2 separate regions of the Homo sapiens genome follow, and region 1 is linked to region 2. Evidence: read pairs that join two places in POLR2A ChIA-PET (ENCODE). Cell type or tissue: PC-9. All regions are shown on one strand. Links, peaks and the distances in the headings refer to the core of each region. The heading gives the core; the rest is flanking DNA. Region 1 has its middle 470 kb from the start of LINC02211. Region 2 holds the start of LOC124901175 (a long non-coding RNA gene).

What was found. Peaks named below come from ENCODE experiments on the same cell type or tissue, not always from the same donor. Only the 100,000 strongest peaks of a DNase experiment are listed, where the experiment ranks them.
Region 1: POLR2A ChIA-PET joins it to region 2 with 11 read pairs; 3 of 35 experiments call an interaction of 5 or more read pairs at or near these places.

The regions. Positions count from the first base shown.
Region 1 is chr5:25,652,084-25,662,567 of GRCh38, forward strand. No RefSeq gene overlaps it. Among named protein-coding and RNA genes, the nearest start is that of LINC02211, 470 kb to the left of the region's middle. In PC-9, for the core only: no CTCF peak of the experiment used is centred there; no DNase peak of the experiment used is centred there.
Region 2 is chr5:25,563,583-25,574,066 of GRCh38, forward strand. LOC124901175 (a long non-coding RNA gene) reads left to right here and starts at 6,242. Exons shown (of 2, transcript XR_007059126.1): 1 at 6,242-8,978. RefSeq lists enhancers at 4,237-4,745, 4,746-5,252, 5,253-5,760, 6,436-6,982. In PC-9, for the core only: no CTCF peak of the experiment used is centred there; no DNase peak of the experiment used is centred there.

The sequences.
Region 1 (10,484 bases), core at 800-8,799, 88 kb after region 2:
TTTGGGCTGAGACGATGGGGTTTTCTAAATATATAATCATGTCATCTGCAAACAGGGACAATTTGACTTTCTCTTTTCCTAATTGAATACCCTTTCTTTCTTTCTCCTGCCTGATTTTCCTGGCCAGAACTTCCAACACTCTGTTGAATAGGGGTGGTGAGAGAGGGCATCCCTGTCTTGTGCCAGTTTTCAAAGGGAATGCTTCCAGTTTTTGCCCATTCAGTATGATACTGGCTGTTGGTTTGTCATAAATAGCTCTTATTATTTTGAGATACATTCTGTCAATACCTAGTTTATTGAGAGTTTTTAGCATGAAGGCTGTTGAATTTTTTTGAAGGCCTTTTCTGCGTCTATTGAGATAATCATGTGGTTTTTGTCTTTGATTCTGTTTATGTGATGGATTTTGTTTATTAATTTGCGTATGTTGACCCAGCTTTCCATCCTAGGGATGAAGCCAACTTGATCTTGGTGGATAAGCTTTTTGATGTGCTGCTGGATTCGGTTTGCCAGTATTTTATTGAGGATTTTTGCATAGATGTTCATCAGGGATATTGGTCTAAAATTCTCTTTTTTTGTTGTGTCTCTGTCAGGCTTTGGTATCAGGATGATGCTGGTCTCATAAAATGAGTTAGGGAGGATTCCCTCTTTTTCTATTTGTTGGAATAATTTCAGAAGGAATGGTACCAGTTCCTCTTTGTACCTCTGGTAGAATTTGGCTGTGAATCTGTCTGGTCCTGGACTTTTTTTGGTTGGTAGGCTATTAATTATTGCCTCAATTTCAGAGCTTGTTATTGGTCTATTCAGGGATTCAGTTTCTTCCTGGTTTACTCTTGGGAGGGTGTATGTGTCCAGGAATTTACTCATTTCATCTAGATTTTCTAGTTTATTTGCATAGAGGTATTTATGGTGTTCTCTGATGGTAGTTTGAATTTCTATGGGATCAGTGGTAATATCCCCTTCATCATTTTTTATTATATCTATTTGATTCTTCTCTCTTCTTTATTGGTCTTGCTAGTGATCTATCAATTTTGTTGATCTTTTCAAAAAACCAGCTCCTGGATTCATTGATTCTTTGAAGTGTTTTTTGTGTCTCTATCTCTTTCAGTTCTGTTCTGATCTTAGTTATTTCTTGCTGTCTGCTAGCTTTTGAATTTGTTTGCTCTTGCTTCTTTTGTTCTTTTAATTGTGATGTTAGGGTGTCAGTTTTAGATCTTTCCTGCTTTCTCTTGTGGGCATTTAGTGCTATAAATTTCCCTCTACACACTGCTTTAAATGTGTCGCAGAGATTCTGGTATGTTGTGTCTTTGTTCTCATTGGTTTCAAAGAACATCTTTATTTGTGCCTTCATTTCATTATTTACCCAGTAGTCATTCAGGAGCAGGTTGTTCAGTTTCCATGTAGTTGTGTGGTTTTGAGTGAGTTTCTTAGTCCTGATTTCAAATTTGATTGCACTGTGGTCTGAGAGACAGTTTGTTATAACTTCTTTTCTTTTATATTTGCTGAGGAGTGCTTTACTTCCAACTATGTTGTCAATTTTGGAATAAGTACGATGTGATGCTGAGAACAATATATATTTTGTTGATTTGGGGGGGAGAGTTCTGCAGATGTCTATTAGGTCCACTTGGTGCAGAGCTGAGTTGAAGGCCTGGATATCCTTGTTAACTTTCAGTCTCGTGATTTGTCTAATGTTGACAGTGGGGTATTAAAGTCTCCCATTATTATTGCGTGGGTGTCTAAGTCTCTTTGTAGGTCTCTAAGGACTTGCTTTATGAATCTGGGTGTTCCTGTATTGGATGCATATATAATTAGGATAGTCAGCACTTCTTGTTGAAATGATCCCTTTACCATTATGTAATGGCCTTCTTTGTCTCTTTTGATCTTTGTTGGTTTAAAGTCTGTTTTATTAGAAACTAGGATTGCAAACCCTTTTTTTTTTTTTGCTTTCCATTTGCTTTTTATATCTTCCTCCATCCCTTTATTTTGAGCCTATTTGTGTCTCTGCATGTGAGATGGGTCTCCTGAATACAGCACACTGATGGATCTTGACTCTTTATCCAATTTGCCAATCTGTGTCTTTTAATTGGGGCATTTAGCCCATTTACATTAAACGTTAATATTCTTATGTGTGAATTTGATCCTGTCATTATGATGTTAGCTGGTTATTTTGCCCATTAGTTGACACAGTTTCTTCCTCGCATCAATGGTCTTTACAATTTGGCATGTTTTTGCAGTGGCTGGTGCCAATTTTTCCTTTCCATGTTTAGTGCTTCCTTCAGGAGCTCTTGTAAGACAGGCCTGGTAGTGACAAAATCTCTCAGCATTTGCTTGTCTGTAAAGGATTTTATTTCTCCTTCACTTATGAAGCTTAGTTTGGCTGGATATGAAATTCTGGGTTGAAAATTCCTTTCTTTAAGAATGTTGAATATTGGCCCCCACTCTCTTCCGGCTTGTAGAGTTTCTGCCGAGAGATCTGCTGTTAGTCTGATGGGCTTCCCTTTGTGGGTAACCGACCTTTCTCTCTGGCTGCCCTTAACATTTTTTCCTTCAGCTCAACCTTAGTGAATCTGAGAATTTTATGTCTTGGGGTTGCTCTTCTCTAGGAGTATCTTTGTGGTGATATCTGTATTTCTTGAATTTGAATGTTTTCTTGCCTTGCTAGGTTGGGGAAGTTCTCCTGGATAATATCCTGCAGAGTGTTTTCCAGCTTGGTTCCATTCTCCCTATCACTTTCAGGTACACCAATCAAACGTAGATTTGGTCTTTTCACATAGTCCCATTTTTCTTGGAGGCTTTGTTCATTTCTTTTTACTCTTTTTTATCTAAACTTCTCTTCCCTCTTCATTTCATTAATTTGATCTTCAATCACTGATACCCTTTCTTCCACATGATCGAATCGGCTACTGAAGCTTGTGCATGCATCATGTAGTTCTCGTGCCATGGTTTTCAGCGCCATCAGGTCATTTAAGGTCTTCTCTACACTGTTTATTCTAGTTAGACCCTCAGCTGCAGGTCTGTTGTAGTTTGCTGGAGGTCCACTCCAGATCCTGTTTGCCTGAGTATCACCAGCGGAGGCTGCAGAACAGCAAATATTGCAGAACACCAAATATTGCTGCCTGATCCTTCCTCTGGAAGCTTCATCTCAGAGGGGCACCTGGCTGTATGAGGGGTTAGTCGGCCTCTACTGGGAGATATCTCCAAGTTAGGCTACACGGGGGACAGGGACCCACTTGAGGAGGCAGTCTTTCCGTTCTCAGAGCTCAAACACCGTTCTGGGAGAACCACTGCTCTCTTCAGAGCTGTCAGACAGGGACATTTAAATCTACAGAAGTTGTATGCTGCCTTTTGTTCAGCTATGCCCTGCCCCCAGAGGTGTAGTCTACAGAGGCCGGTGGGCCTCACTGAGCTACGGTGGGCTCCACTCAGTTCAAGCTTCCCTGGCGGCTTTGTTTACCTACTCAAGCCTCAGCAATGGCAGATGCCCCTCCCCCAGCCAGGCTTGCCACCTTGCAGTTTGATCTCGGACTAGCAGTGAGCAAGGTTCTGTGGGTGTGGGACCCGCTAAGCCAGGTGCGGGATATAATCTCCTGGTGTTCCATTTGCTAAGACTGTTGGAAAACAGCAGTGTTTAGGTGGCAGTGTCCCGATTTTCCCGGTACAGCCTGCCATGGCTTCCTTTTGCTAGGAAAGGGAAATCTCCCAACCTCTTGTGCTTCCTCGGTGAGGCGATGCCGCGCCCTGCTTCAGCTTGCTCTCTGTGGTTTGCATCCACTGTCTGACCAGTCCCAATGAGATGAACCAGGTACCTCAGTTGGAAATGCAGAAATCACCCATCTTCTGCATCGATCACACTGGGAGCTGCAGACCGGAGCTGTTCCTATTCAGCCATCTTGGAACGGACCCCCATTACAAAACTTGGCAGGTTAGTCTTTTGATAACAATCTTTCTTACTGTTCTACTTGGTTTGTAGTGGTATCTCATTGTGGTTTTAATTTGCATTTCTCTAATGTATAAGGTAGTTGAGCATTTTTTATGCACTCACTGGCCATCTTTGTATGTCTTTGGGGAAATGTTTATTCAAATAATTTGCTCCCTTATTTAATGCAGCTGTTTATCTTCTTACTGTTGAGTTTTAAGAGCTCATTTTATATTCCGTTTATAAGTCACTTGTCAAGTAATTGTTTTGCAAATATTTTCTCCCAATGTGTAATTTGTCTTTTGTTTTTACCAAATTCTTTTGGAGAACAAAACTGATTTGTTCAAAGTCCAAATTATTTTATACTTTGTGCTTTCAAGATATGCATTTATTTACTTATTATATAGTTGTATTATTGTTTGTTGTACCAACATACTATGTAATATAAAGCATATGCAAAAACATATACATTATGAAAGAATCACTAAAAATTAATAAAAATAAGAGCTTTTTTCTGAATTTTTTTCTTTTTAAATTTATTTTTAATTGACAAATAAAAATGATATGATGGCTGGGCTCAGTGGCTTATGCCCGTAATACCAGCACTTTGGGAGGCCAAGGTGGACAGATCACTTGAGGTCAGGAGTTTGTGACCAGCCTGACCAACATTGTGAAATCCTGTCTCCCCCGAAAAAAAACAAAAAGAGAAAAAAAAGAGTCAAGTGTGGTGGCATGTGCTTGTAATCCCAGCTACTTGGGAGGCTGAGGCATGAGAATTGCTTGAACCCCCCCAAGAGAAAATCACACCACTGTACTCCAGCCTGGGTGACAGAGTGAGGGTCTGTCTAAAAACATATATATAGAAAAGAAAAAGCATTTAATACACCTAACCTAGTGAACATCATAGCTTAGCATAGTCTACCTTAAACATGCTCAGAACACTTACATTAGCCTACAGTTAGACAAAGTCATCTACCACAAATCCTATTTTATAATAAAGTTGTGAATTTTTTTTTTTTTAAATACCGTATTGAAGGTAAAAAACAGAGTGGCTTCACAGCATTGCAAAGTTGAAACATCTTAAGTTGAACCATTCTATTAGGTGACTATTGCTATAAATTGTGAAATGGCTAAATTGAGCTAATTAACATATACATTATCTGACATACTTTTTTGGTGTGTGAGAACACTTAAAATGTACTCTCAGCAATTTTCTGGATTATAATATATTGTTATTCATTATGGTCACGAGGTAGTACAATAGGTCTCTTGAACTCATTCCTCCCAGCTAACTGAAATTTTGTATTTTTTGACAAACATCTCCCCACCCACCCCGACTCCTATCCCTATCCCTTGGTAACCACCATTCTGTCTACTTCTGAGTTCAACTTTTTTAGGTTTCACACATAAGCAAGATCATGTGGCATGTGTCTTTCAGTGTCTGGCTTATTTCGCTCAACCTAATATCCTGCAGGTTATCTATGTTGTTGCAAATGACAAATTTTTCTTCTTTTGTAAGGCTGAATACTATTCTCTTTTGTATGTATAGCACATTTTCTTTATCCATTCATCTATTGATGGACACTTAGGTTGATTCCATATCTTACCTATTGTGAATAGTTCTGCAATGGCCATGGGAGTGCAGATATCTCTTTTACGTATTGCTTCACTTCCATTGAATATATACCTAGTAGAGAAATTGCTGGATCATATGTTAATTCTACTTTTAATTTTTTGAAGATTTTCCATACGGTTTTCCATAATGGATGCACTAATTATCATTTCCAATAATAGCATGCAAGGATTTCCTTTCTCCACATCCTTGCCAACACTTATCTTTTAGGCTTCTTTGTTGTAGCCATTCTAACAAGTGTGAAGTGATACCTCGTTGTGGTTTGTGCTTTTTGTGTCTTATTTGAGAAACTTTGCCCAACCCAAGGCTACTAACATTTTCTCCTATGTTTTCTTCTACAAGTTTTGCATCATTAGATTTGTGATCTTTATATTGAGGTATATAATCCATTTCAATTTAATTTTTGTATGAAGTTAGTGTTAAGATTCATGTGTTTACACTTGGCTAACCAATAGTTCTAGTACATTTGTTGACAAGATTTTTCCATCCTGATTAAATTAATTTAGAACTTTTGTCCAAAATCAATTAACCACATATGTGTGGGTCTATTTCTGAACTCTCTATTGTATTCTACTGGTCTTTACTTGTTTTATTTTGCCAATACTGCACTGTGTCATACCATTCACATGTAATGTTAATAAAACAAGTAAAAACTCCAGACTTTGTAAAATTAATCAGCAAAAATTGGCTTCTATATCGTCTGATGACTACGAATTTATTCTGTGAATTAAGCAGGTCAATCACATTTGGATCCCAAGATCTGTTCTTTACCTTCTTTACCTTGCACAATGCCCACTGAATGAGAATCTTTGTGAAATCAGTTATGTATACACTAGCCTCTGGTAGAGTTGGGTTTGGGGACTTGGAGGTAACAGCAGAATATTGAAAGCAAGGTCTTTTTTTAGTTCTATCTCCTTCCTGGCCTTGTGACAGTGCTAGAACAGGCTACATTCCTCTGCCACCTCTTAGGCAATCTTTCTTTTGAGTTTCTGGAAATTGCTGTGCCAATGTAATTTCACTCTCTCCTTTTGTCTCTTGGGGCCTATAGCGGTAGAGACTTCCCATATTGCTATTTCACGAGTGCTTCAACATCCATTGTTGCTTTCCTTATTCTTTTCTCACCTCTCTCTAAGTTGTCCTTAGGAAAATGTTATTTGCTTCCTGCTAGGCCCCAGTCTAAATTTGATAACACTTGGGATCCAAGTAGTTATAGGTAGATTCTCATTAATAATTTCCAGTTTTAAGAAACTTGGCTTGGATGTGTGTATATAATAGCTCCAGAGATTAAAAACAAAAAGAAAGATGCTAAGTAACCTGCTGTTGGTCACTTGTCTTCCAGCCCTCAACCAGAAGACAGGAAATCAGTCATTCAACAGTAATGACTCCCAGAGCTGATGTTCCAAACTCCAGAAGGGTCTCAGTAGCGACAATTCCAAGAAACTAAAGTAAGGTTCTGACTCCTTTAATGGTTTCTGTGAGTGGAAATTTCTGACAAGTGATGAAACCCAGTTCTATCTTTCTAGGTCCTGAATTGGGATGCAAATAGACCAATTTCTTATAAGTCTATCCATGGGGATAGATTCAATATCAAATATTAAAATACAAAACAATCTGGATCTTCAATAATGTGGCTCTAAAGAGGCAATATGTATGCAGTCATTATGTTAAGAAATGGAGCAACAACCTTAGCCAACCCTTATTAGGAAAAGTAGCTAAATCAGCAATATGGACATTTAAAACTAAAATAATCCAAATCCCTCTCATTGCAAGTACACAAAATATTGAGTATAAAAGAGGCAAAATTCATTCTAAGGCAGAGCTGTTTGTAGAAAAGAGAAAGGAAAATCTCCAGTGAAAAATGGAACTGCGTACCAAACTGAACAGCTGCAGCCGAAAGATGCAGTGATGTTCAACTACTTTAGTAACTTTTACTTATATTTAAAATGTTTGTACCTGTATTCATAAATTATATTTTTTCTAAAGCATTATCCAGTTTTTTAAATAAAATATTTATTAGTCTTATACATAACTATTTCTTTATCTTCAGGATTTATTAAAAGTCTCATAAAATTCTCAGCATTTTGTTGGTAAATCTTGCTAATAAATTCATTTATATAACAATTATTCATCCATTTAGGACTATACTTACTTTAAATACATCTGCTATGATAATTTTTTCTAAGAATTACACAACTAATCTAGAATACTAAAATATTTACCCTGCAAATAATAGTTATTTCTATGTTATTTCACTTCTTTTTCTTGATCAATCTAACCAGTGGTTTATGTTTTTATGTAATTGTTTAGAAGTTTCAATATTTTGGACATTTTTGATAAGCTCATTCTTCTTAAGTTCTTATTGCACTTGTTTTAGCTCTCATATAAATTAACCTTACTTTACTTTGGTTTCTCCTATTGTTATTTCTCAACACATGGACTTAACTATTTTTTCAATTTTTCTTTTTATCTAATTTATGCACGTAAGGCTTGTGGCACAGATTAGTAGCTGTTAACAAAATTTGTTTTGCTCTGATTATGATCACAGAGAGAAACTGCTTTTCTGAGTCAGGCATAGTTATATGACCAAATTTCAGCTGATGGAATATGTATGGAGATATTTGTCATCATAGGCTCTAGTTCAGAAACTTTAAGAAGTTCTACAATGTTGCCATATACCAAAGATGCAGTACAAAGTACAGTAGGACTTATTTATGATATTAGACAATATAATGAAATTATTTCTAGATAAATGCAGAAATGTTTAAGAAACACCATGATTTTGTAAGCCAAGAAATAGGTATGGCTGTTTTGATCAGATCCAGTAAATGATATTTTGAAATTTGCTGGCATTGTTCTGATTCTTGAGGTAGAGATAAAGTTATATTTGAAAGAAAATTGGATTTCTATTTTTTTCATTCAAGTGAATAAACAACTGAGAGGAAAATCTTTTTCACAGTTCCAAATTGCCTCTAACGAATATATTTCACATAACAATGAACTGTTTCTATGAATAACCTGCTCATAGGAAAATTTAAATTGAAAAGTGTAACTTGGATTTTACCTCTGTTTATATTACTATTTTTCTGCCCCACGTATCTTCATTGGTAGAATGCATAAGCCTGACTGTTAATGTGTTCTTAGTATTCTTACAGGTGTGAAATAATCCACCGATAAGTCCCTTCAATTAATGAGTGCTTTAATATATCTCTCTCGCACTTTCTACTATTTAATTTTAATTCTTCTTAAAATGAAATGCTAATTGTATGCAGTTCTGTTGGTTGAGATGCACAGTATAGATACTACATATACATTATTCTTCATTCTTAACTTTAGGAACAAACATTCTCAATTACCAAATCTTTGTAATTATAAAATAATTAGAACTAGGCCACAAGGTTCAAATTCATAGTTAGTTTAAGATTATTTGTAAAACAAATGATTGGAAATAAAACATTGTTAGCAAAATGTAGTATTTAAAATGAAAATTTTTAACTCTTCCTTCTGATTTTACAAATTTTGGTTGTATTCTTTTACCTTTTTTACTTTGTTCACTAATAGTGTATATGTTTAACAAATGTTCAGATGTTTGTGCTTCATCTGTGAGCTCATATCTAATGGCTTTTTATCTAAAGGTAATAAAATACTCCATATCCTATTTTATGTCTTCATAATAATAATGTAGCAATGAGCATTTTAAGCTGTAAATCAAATATTACAAATGAATATCTATTGAGAACATTTGCTATTTTATTTCCATTTTTCTTAGCAATCACATTACAAAAAATTTTTAAAATTACATTCACTGGTGTAGATATTATTAAATATATGGATGTAAGATTTATAATATTAATAAATTGTTTTAAAAAGTGATATGTGGTGCACTTATTTTCTATGGATACCAGTCAACACAATAATATCAGGGCAAAAGAAAAATGTTACTGGCAGATATAATTTCAATTATCAATAATATTTTCCTTTTGTTTGCAAAGATTATACTCTCTTTTAAGTGTATAAGTCACAATAATAGCATTGTGACTATTTTCATTCAAAGTATTTTGGCTTACTTAAAATTACCATTTTAATACCATAGTTATTTTATTTTCTTTCAATCATTTGTGGAGATAGCAAAGAAAACAAAATCAAAACAATTTTCCAAGTTCTGATTAGAGAAACTATGTTTGAAATTATTTTATTGAGGGTAGAGTAGATTATTTAACAAAGCACAGGACATATAAATGACAATTTTGAATAAATTAAAGTATGCATCACTGTGCAACCAGGTTGTAAATACCATATAAATGAATGTAGGAATTTAGTAGACATTAAAGTAACATTTAATTTTTTGGTAAAGATGTGTAATAGTTAAATAATATTTACTTAGGAAAAAAAGTATTAATGTAGAATTAGGTTACTTCTTCCAGGGAAATGTTTATCATTTATTATACTTTGCCATTGATGCCTACATCCAATTGTGTTTTCTCAGATAATTGCAAAGCAGGTACTCCTAACCAGAACTGCTTTGACTTGCTAGAAAGCACCGATCAAGTCGCAGGCCCTTGCAATCCCTACATATTAAATATGCCTGTGCTTTTAATATGTACAGACACTCACACTCACACTCACACAGGAAACCCAAATGTATCATCATCACCATCACTAAGGACAATCAATTTATTGTCAGGGTTAAGTCAGAGGAAACAAAGATGCAATTTGTAACTTGAGATCATGAAATTATGCTTCCTACAGTGAATGTGCAAATGTTTAATCAGTAGAACATATATTTAGCTAACTGAATTGCTTTTTTTTCTGATAATTCACTCTTATGTCTGTGACTCAATTTACAGTATAGTGGTTTTTACAAATTATCAAATAACCAGATATAAAAAGTCTCCAGACTATAAAGCAGGAGGATGAAAGGACTTACTGCTTTTCCCAGTC
Region 2 (10,484 bases), core at 1,578-9,577:
GGCTACAAAAAGCAAACAGGCCCTGAGTCTGGCCCAAGAAACCATTTTTCTCTCCTAGGCCTCCAGGCCTGTGATAGGATGAGCTGCCCTAAAGTTCTCTGACATGGCCTAGAGACATTTTCTCTATTATCTTGGCTATTAGCATTCAGCTCCTCTTTAATTATGCAAATTTCTGCAGCAGGCTTTAATTTCTCCCCCAAAATTGGGTTTTTCTTTTCTACCACATTGCCTTGCTGCAAATTTTCCAAACTTTTATGCTCTGCTTCCCTTTTAAATGTAAGTTCCAATTTCAGACCATCTCTTTCTTCAAGCATATGACTGTATGCATTTAGAAAAAGCCAGGGTCCATCTTGAATGCTTTGCTACTTAGAAATTTCTTCTGCCAGATACCCAAAATCATCTCTTTCAAGTTCAAAGTTCTAAAGGTCTCTAGGTCAGGGACAAAATGTCTCTAGTCCCTTTGCTAAAGCATAGCAAGAGTCACCTTTACTCCTATTCCCAGTAAGTTCCTCATCTCCATTTGAGACCATCTCAGCCTGGACTTTATTGTCCATATCACTATCAGCATTTTGGTCAAAACAAAACGACAAATTTTTAAGAAGTTCCAAACTTTCCCACATCTTCTTGTCTTCTTCTGAGCCCTCCAAACTGTTCCACCCTCTGTCTGTTACCCAGTTCAGAAGTTGATACTTTCAAGTATTTTTATAGCAGTGTCCCAATCTCCTGGTACCAATTTTCTGTCTTAATTTTTTTTTCACACTGTTATAAATAACTACATGAGACTGGGTAATTTATGAAAAAAAGAACTTTAATTGACTCATAGTTCTGCAGGCTGTGCAGAAATCATGGCTAGGAGGCCTCAGGATACTTACAACCATGGAGGAAGGTAAAAGGGAATCAAGTACATCTTACAATGGTGGAGTAGGAGAGAGAGAGAGAGAGAAGAATAAAATGCCACACATTTTTAAATTATCAGATCTCATGAGAACTCATTCACTATCATGAGAACAGCAAGGGGGAAACCCTCCTTATTATCCAATCACTTCCCACCAGTTCCCTCCTCCAATTTGACATGAGATTAGGGTAGGGACAGAGATCCAAACCATACTACCTACCCGAGTTTAAATTGTTAGTAGATGACATAGCTGTAGCAAAAATCCACATTCTACTAAGTAACCTCTGTGGTACTACTCTGGCAAATGGCTTGTATGATCAATTGATGCACATTTTTTTTTATGGATGCTATGATTATAATTCATTTATAGTAAAGCTTTATTATTCTAGGAGCTGCTATTTAAATTTAAGGTAATTTTACCTCTTTTATAATTATGTGTGGATTGGCTTTTTGCAGGGAAAGACATGTAATCAATTTCATAGGGACAACTAATTGTAATCACTTTAAATCTTTCAAATATAAAACAAAGCTTCACAATTTCAGATTTGCTGACCCATTAAATAAACATTTTATAAAGGTTGATTTTTGTCTCTGAAAAAACTGAACATTACCTTTCCAAATATTAAAATGTGAAGAAAATATTAATGGACTGAAAATAGGTTAGCTTCTTCCAGGCTACCAATTTTCTTCAATTGCAATATTTTAACAGCTTTTTATTTTCTATTTTAGTACCCATTCTTGACACCTTCAAAATGATCACCCATGTTGCAAAATGTCTAGAAATGAAAATCATAGAATGTCACGTCGCATCTTAAAACTTTCTCAATTATTTTTTAAGAAAAAAAATCCATTATTCTTAAAATGATCTAAAACATCTTGCTTCATCTAGCTCCTCACTACATCTCACCATGTGCCACAATCCCCTTAATTCTTATGCTTTTCTATTCAGGTTCTCAAACATAGGTTTTCTCCTGACTCAGAGACATAGTTATATTCCCGCTTTTTTTTTTCCTTTTTTTTTTTTTTTTTTGAGACAGAGTTTCACTCTTGTCACCCAGGCTGGTGTGCAATGCTGCAATCTCGGCTCACTGCAACCTCTGCTTCCTGGGTACAAGTGATTCTCCAGCCTCAGCCTTCTGAGTAGCTGAAATTACAGGTGCCTGCCACCACGCCCGGCTAATTTTTGTATTTTTGGTAGAGACTGGATTTCGCCATGTTGGCCAGGCTGGTCTCGAACTCCTGACCTCAGGTGATCCATCCACCTCGGCCTCCCAGAGTTATATTCTCTTGTCTGCAATATTATAAACTCAAATATAGTCTAAATAAGTTAAAATTCTTCTTCATATCTGTTATTAAACATGACTTCCTCTGCAAATTCTTTAGAGATATGTAGCATTGACTTAACTCTTTTTGCTTTTTATACTGCTATATAATTATATACCTTGTAATCAACATTTACTCTGTTTTTATATATGTATAACTGCTTTTGCTTTTGATTTTTGTATTTACCTTTAGGCTAAATATTTTCTTTAAAAAGATACATTGTCTAGTACATTATTCCCAACAGCCACCATATTGCCCGGCATAATGCATTTTGCTGAACTAAATAGTTCTTCTATTCAAAAGAATAGTGGGCTCAGGATCACTGAGTAGCTGGAGTTGTCACCCTAGATGACATGACCATGGTATTTTAAAATATTGAAAACTGTCTTTGTATGTGTATGAGGGAGGTTGCTCTATTTTACATTCTATCAAACACTATATTCATACTAAATTATTGAAACGTTTCCTAAATTGATTGAGTTTTAGTATCTTCTTAAATCTCTTTACAGAAATATTCTATACAGGATCTGGGAAATGGAGAACTCAATGAAATAGAAACAACAACAAAAACAAACCAAAAAACAAATTTTACTGTGTTCTCCAGAACTTTTTTAAAAAGGGCTTTCATAGGTCCTGGTGAGGTGACTCACACCTGTAACCCCAGCACTTTGGGAGGCAGAGGCAGATGGATCACTTGAGGTCAGGAATTCAAGACCAGCCTGGCCAACATAGTGAAACCCTGTCTCTACTAAAAATATAAAAACTAGCCAGGTGTGGTGGCATACACCTGTGATCCCAGCTACTTGGAAGTCTGAGGCAGAAGACTCACTTGAACCCAGGAGGTAGGGGCCTCAGTGAGCTGAGATCACACCACTGTACTCCAGCCTGGATGACAGAGCAAGACTCTGTCTCAAACAAAAGGAGGGTTTTCATAGAATTTCATCAGTATCTTTACTGATATTAATTGGGGTAACTCAAAACAATAAAATATGGTTGACAGACCTTGATATTACTCCTGTCTGAGCCAGTTTATGTGCATAAAAACATAATGATAACATAAATATCCAACATTCAGCTATGTAAGAAATGTGCAGGTGGGATAGGGAGTTAAAAATCAGAAATAAGCATAGATAGACATAGATAGTGAGGACTAAACTCTGATTTTTTATCTTGCCCAAGCTCCTACCTAAGGGGCCTACGGAATCATGCCCGGCAAACCATAAATTCTCATCAGGTGGGTTTTATTTGACCCTATCATGACTTACTTTTCAATCTAACTCTAGCATAACATTATGACAGAAGAAAAAAATATTTAACTTCAAAATATTTTCTTTTGCCATACCTTTAAATTGCCTTGCAAAGTATCTTGTGGGAAATATCCATATTCTACAGAGAATCTTCTTTCCCCTTTGTTTTCCTTCCTTTCTTTGCAGTTCCAGAAGATAACCAACTAAGAGCCAGGCACCCATTTAGGTCTGATAAGAAACATTTTACAACCTGCCCTCTCTCTAAAGTCTGGTATCTGAGAGGCTGCTCTGCACAATAAAACTTTGTCTCCACAATTCTTTACCTTAACCTAAACATTCCTTTCCATTGATCCTAGGTCTTCAGATAAACTCAACCAATTGTCAACCAGAAAGTCTTTAAATTGATCTATAGCCTGGAAGCCCCCACTTTGAGTTGTCCCGCCTTTCCGAACAAAACTAATGGTTTTCTTAAATGTATTTCATTGATGTCTCATGCCTCTCTAAAATATATAAAACCAAGCTATACCCCCACCTTGGGCAAATGTTGTCAAGGACCTCCCGAGAGCTGTGTCACAGGCCACGGATATATTTGGCTCTGAATAAATCTCTTCAAATATTTTACAGAGTTTGACTCTTTTCATCGAGAATAATCTGGCGCCCAAACACATGGAGCCTCAGAGAAGAATCAGGACCCCAGAGGAGTTGCTTGAAATGGGAGCTAAGGTACTAGCAGGGGCCCAATGAAGGCCAACCGAGTTCAAGCTTCTCCTCCAGTGAAAATGGTTAGTCCTCTTGAACCCTGGACTTCCCTTTGGTTGACAGTCCTTGGTTTATTCTAAGCTTTTTTTTTTTTTCCTGGGAAGGTGTTGTTTAAGGATCCTAATTCAAGTTCAGAGATGCATTTCTAAAGAGTCTTCTCAATTGCTTTTCTCTCGGAATTAACTAAGAATAAAGAGAAAACCAGGAGAATGACCCCCCTTTAGAGCACTCTGTAAGTTTAATGGCACCTCTACTTGAAGTAATATGGTCTTTGTGCACAGTTTACATTAAGGCCAAAGAGTCCTAAGGTCGACCTGGAAACTATAGAGTTTCTAAGTTCTCATTCTCTATTTTCTTTCCTGCATGCTTTAAAACTGCTATTACTTTTCTACTGAGATAAAAACCACTGTTCGGAACTAACAGTGTTTTTTGAAACCTGGCAAAGTTGAATATATCTCATGGCTAAAGTACTGAAGTAATAGCTATGGGAAGTTTCTGTTTGTATGTGTGTGTATGTATTTAAAGACCTTTATAATAGACTTCTATAATGTTATGTTCAATTGGCAATTGAATCTATTTTAATTTCCCTCTAGCACACCAGACTTTCTCCCCATACCTTATGATGTAAATTCTGCTCTCTGATCTTCACCTGAGTTGTTTCCTTTAATATGCAAATTTAGGGCTACTTAGCTGACAACTGCCTAGGGTGATGTAACATATTATCAAGAACTTCCAAAATAGAAAATAAGTGGGAAAAGGAAGTCTTTCATGAATCTATAAAATACTTCTATCAGCATGCTTAAATACGTCTATTTATTTATGTCTGTGTACACAATATTTTCACTACTAAAAATATATGAAGAGCTCTAATTAATTGGCTTTAAAAAAAGAAAAACTAGTCAAATGATTTTTCAAGTTCACGTGACTTAAGTGAAATCTTTACTAAATAAGCAGGCTTTAAAATTATTAGTAAGATAATATCAGCAATGTCTTCAGAATGTTAGCATTTTGTTTGCATCTATTGATCAAGTGGTTCCCTGTTTATTTCTGCAAAATACTATAAGATTTGCCATAAGGGTTATAAGCTATAAAACCCAGCCCAAGACAGAATAATCTTTGCTTGTATATGCTTATGAAATATTGTTGGCTTAAATGAAAACAGCTAAATGCTGAATTATTGGTATAAATACCTGAGATGAGAAGTCTTCTCCCTATCAAAGGTCTTTTCTCAATTGAAGGGATCGTGGCCTCACAGGCTTCAAGGAATGAATCCGTGGACCGCGGTGGTGAGTGTTACAGCTTGACTGGAGAAACGCGTGTACCCAACGAGTGTGCGGTGGCAAGATTAAAGTGAAAGCGAAAGTAAAGCGAAAGCGAAAGTGAAAGTAAAAGTAAAGTTTCCACTTGGAACGGGACCTAGAAGGGTTGCTGTTTCTGGCTTGGGTGTCTTATGCTTATATCCCCTTATGACCTTTCCTTTTTTCCTTTTTCTGTCCTATAGAATTAGCTTATTTTCAGTCCGCTTGTGGGTTTGCGGGCCTGATTAGTTAAAAACGTCAGGCTGCAGCTAGAGCTTAAACTCCCTGTATGATTGGTTGAAGTTTCAATCCACAGCTTGCATCTGTGACTCATTTTGGCTTAGGGGAAAGTCCTTTTTGATTGGTTGAAGTTTCAATCCCTTAGCTTGCAGCTATGACTTATTTTGGCTTATGGGAAAGCCCCTTCGGTAAGTCCATATTGACCCAGGAAGTCCAGCCAACTTAGCCACTTAGTCCCTCATACCCTTAAAACTAACCAACCGTAAGTTTTTTTACTTAAGTAAATACCTGAAATTCACAGCTACAAAAATGGTTAGTAGAAAAATAACTTTAAATATTGGCTATCACAGTTTTTTTTGTTTGTTTGTTTTTTGAGAGGGAGTCTTGCTCTGTCCAGGCTGGAGTGCAGTGGCGCGATCTCAGCTCACTGCAAGCTCTGCCTCCCAGGTTCACGCCATTCTCCTGCCTCAGCCTCTCAAGTAGCTGGGACTACAGGCGACCCCCCACCGCACCAGGCTAATTTTTTTGTATTTTTTTCTTAGTAGAGACAGGGTTTCACCATGTTAGCCAGGATGGTCTCGATCTCCTGACCTCGTTTTTTAATAAATAATCTAGGTAAAGTATAAAATTCAATCAGGTAAATGTAATGGAATAAATGCTTGTAAACTAACTTGTCCTAGTTTAGGATCTAAGGTTATTAATTGACATTAAGTATCTGGGCAATTTCCAATTTAAGAATTATAGAAAAACATTTTTTAATGTTCCTAATGGTAAAATATTGTTAAAAACAGTGTTTTTAGGCAGATAGGAAAAGGGGTTTGGAAAGTTTTTGTTTCATTTAAAGTAGCTCCAGAAATGTTTCTTGTCTATCAGGAAAGCCCTGGCTCTTAGAGCCAGGCCAGCAAGCTTTGATATGCAAATTCAAGTCATTAGAAACTGGGTCCACCCGAACATAGCTATTCCCGCTGTCTTTTCCTTGTTCACACATGTGCCTGGCAACATGGCCACCCCCACATATCCCCATGTGTGTAGAACATCACAGCGCCCTGTATTTGCATATTAAAAGGCTAAGGTGAGAGGGCCAGTTTTTTCACGGGCTACATGAATGACATGCCTGATCAAACCAATCCCCTGAGCCCTATGCAAATCAAACACTACCTCCTCCAGCCTCCACATATAAGCAGCCACTTTTCCACCCCACACAGGTTTTTCTCTCTATTCGAATCCACCCTCCCTTTGTTTCTGTACAGGGGAGCTGTTTTCTTCTTCCGTCCTTTCTTGCCTATTAAACTTTTTGCTCCTTAAAACCATTCCACGTGTGTCTGTGCCCTTTTATCCAAACTGGTGCAAGACCAAGAACCCAGGTGTTCCTCTACTCGTTGGAGCTGTATCAATATCTTTGTCTAATTCAAAGCTTATTTAAGTGTTATATATGAAACAAGGTAAAATAAATCAGTAAATAAGAGAGATATAAAGAAAGTTATAAAAATAAAGAGGTATTTTTGGTAAAAAAAAAAAAAACAAAAGGCTTAAAGAAAAGTAATTTTATATAAGAAAGAATCTTGTGTGGTAAATTTTTGTCCTAAGATTAAAAAAATGACAGAGTTATACAAAAAGAAGGGATATTTTAAACAAAACAGTATAAACATGTTGTGAATGAACTATGTAAGTCATAGTAAGGTCAGTAAGAAGGAATTTTTAAGAGGGATTGCATAACTCAGTTGGCTATGATTAAGAAGATATTATAATAGTCTTTCTAGAAATGGGTCTTTGATATTAAAAATACACAAATACTAAACTAAAAAATTAGTTAAAACAAGATTTTTATTACAAATATTTAACTTTTAATGCAAAATTTTTAAATTTTTGTATTCTATAATCTGTTTTATTTAACATTCTTCAGATTGATATCTTCAGATTGATATCGAAAAGGCCTTGAATGATGGCTCTCTCCTTCATATTTTGTTGCCTCCTGTAACTTTTACTAATTATCTAAAGTAGGTGAGAAAATGTTTGAAAACAGGCAAATAAAATACCTTTTGGACCTGTCTTTTTTTCTACATGCCTGTTATATCTCTATCTTTATATGTGTTATGTAGAAATGATATTTTATTAAAAAACTACATGAAAAACTATTAATTAGCTTAATAAATGTAAATGCTTATCAAATTGGCAAACACTAGCTCAGATGTCTTTTAATTCACATGACCTTGGTAATCTTTGGTAAAAATAAATTTGGTAAATTTAATCTCAAAACTCTCTCCAGTAATTTAATACCTTAAAGTCATGTTAAAACCTCAGTTCCGTGACCCCCTCCAATGGAAATTTGGGTAACTAAAAGTTAAAATAATAGGAGCATAAAGTACACTTTGGGTAAAATTTTATAAAACACATGGATGTCAATTTTCAAAAAAAAAATGTAAGGGTTTTGGTTAAGGAACTATTTAAGAGTTGCTTTATAATGAAGGAAATTATACAGATAAAACTAAATGAAAAAAAAAGAAATCTAGGGCAAAAAAACTCTGAGCCCTATGGTTACCAAGAAAATAGTTGATATGGGGGAATGGCAAAATCAAGTAACTATTTAAAACCAAAGGGTGTAATGTAAAGGAATTGTTCCATTTTGTAAATTGGTTTCATTCAGCTTTGAAAAACAATAACTACAACAACACCCAAAAATCAGAAAAAACCTTTACTATAGTGGATTTTGGATTGTAAAAATAACCACTTTAAGGGCAAAATTCTTAATTTTAAATGCTATAGAATTTAGAGCTTGTTTGGATTAATGCAGGACCCACAGCTCATTCATGAACAATGACTGAGTATATGTGATCCAAATGCACAGGGTGTTATCCTGAGAAAGCAATCAGCCTTGTGGGCCAGATAAATCCATTATAAGATCTGTCTTTCCCAGAGAAGGGGACTGCCCAACCCTCCCTATAAAATACCAAGTGAAGTGCCCCAGATGAAGCAGTTGATATGTTTCATATGCAAGCCATGTTGGACTAGGCTTTATGATAACTGGAATATCTTCCCAACAAATATGTCTATTACCCAGGACATGGTAAATTTGGGGATTAAGAGGGCCCTTTTACATGGGTGCCCATCCCACAGAATCACAGGTCTGTGTAAGAAGACTTATCTAATCTGCTTTCCTTCATAGGTCTTACAGATGCAACTCCCTGCTGGGAACCCAAACCCGTTTCACCAGAAAAGGTAAAAATGGTCTGGGGGTAAAAAAAGGCTTCCTGGGACCAGAACATAAAAACATACAAGATAATAGAATTATAAAATGTAAGATGTTTAACAAGCTTTATATAAGGTAATTGTAGCCCCTTTTATCTAAATGTCTTATGAAAATGGGTACTATATCTAACTGGGGGATGTTTTCCCCTTTCTAGTACTATAAAACTAAAGACATTTACATCTGCTCATGTAAATCCTCCACTGCATAGCCTTTTGTGTGGAGCATTTATGGAGGTGTTGGCAAAACTGTGAGTACTTTTCAATAACAACGACTGAGCTAGAGAATTTCTACTTGATGGGACATTTACTCCCTTGCTACAGAATATTAACTGAAGCTACCCCTATACTGATGGAAATAATGTTTCCCAAAAAGTTCCATGATGAAATAAAATTGATTTACATAAAATATTGCTACCTTATAAGCAGAGAGCATTTTTTCTAGGACTAATGGGGAAAAGCTGCTAAATTCTATAGCGTCTAATAACTCTTATGAGCTGTTTGGTTTATAAATACCATTTCCAAAGTAAACAAACGTCTTGTCTTAAAAGCTGCTACTCTGATTAAAGGGGGGTCATAAAAATCTTTTTCTTTTTCGTTATTTGGGTAAAGTATGTTTATGTAAGCAAATTTACCTTTCTGAGTCCTCCAAAATTCAGATTGTAATTTTATGTAATATAGTTGTCTGCATAACTATATGTAATATAGTTGTCTGCATAAGTTCAATAATTTTTTTTTTAACAATTGGAGACATTGTTTATTTTTCCAAAACTGAAACTAAAATAGCTTATTTTTAGGTAAATTTCAGCAAAACCAACTTTAAAGGAGTCTATATGGCAAGTCAATTATTTGCTGCATTTTATGCAAATAATCAGGCAAGCATAAGCCTAAAACTAAATTTGCACACAAATTGTTCTTCCTATAATATTCTCTTTAATAAAAAATGCAGCTAAAAAATTGTTTCAAGGGTAAAACGTAACATTTAATAATAGATTTTAGGCCTAACTTTTTGAGTAGAGTAAATCATTATTTCTTGGCTACAATAATCCTCTAGAAAGTACCAGATTTTAATTTTTCCTCATGTTTTTAGTTGGTGCCCTAATAGAGTAGGTTCCTTTTTCTCTTCTGACATACAAATTACTCTTAAAATTGTCAAACAATGATTGTTATTTATCTTTTTGTTTTACTTCCAAGGAAACAAAAATCATAGTATTCTGAAAACCAGAGACACAAATCTCCCTCATTTGGCATCCCACTGGGCCCAGATCCGTTTCACTGCTAATGCTCTGCTACTAGAACTATACAAGCTACCTCCCTCTAGGCCCAGGGACTATTGCAGAAGAGGTGGGCGTGTAAGATTGTAAGGGCTGGTGTTGAGGGATAAGCTTAGGACAAGATCAAACCCTCCAAATCAAGAAATGGGTACAAAAAATGCCTAAACAGCTGGCAAAACAAGGTTAGTTGTCTTCTAAAGTACAA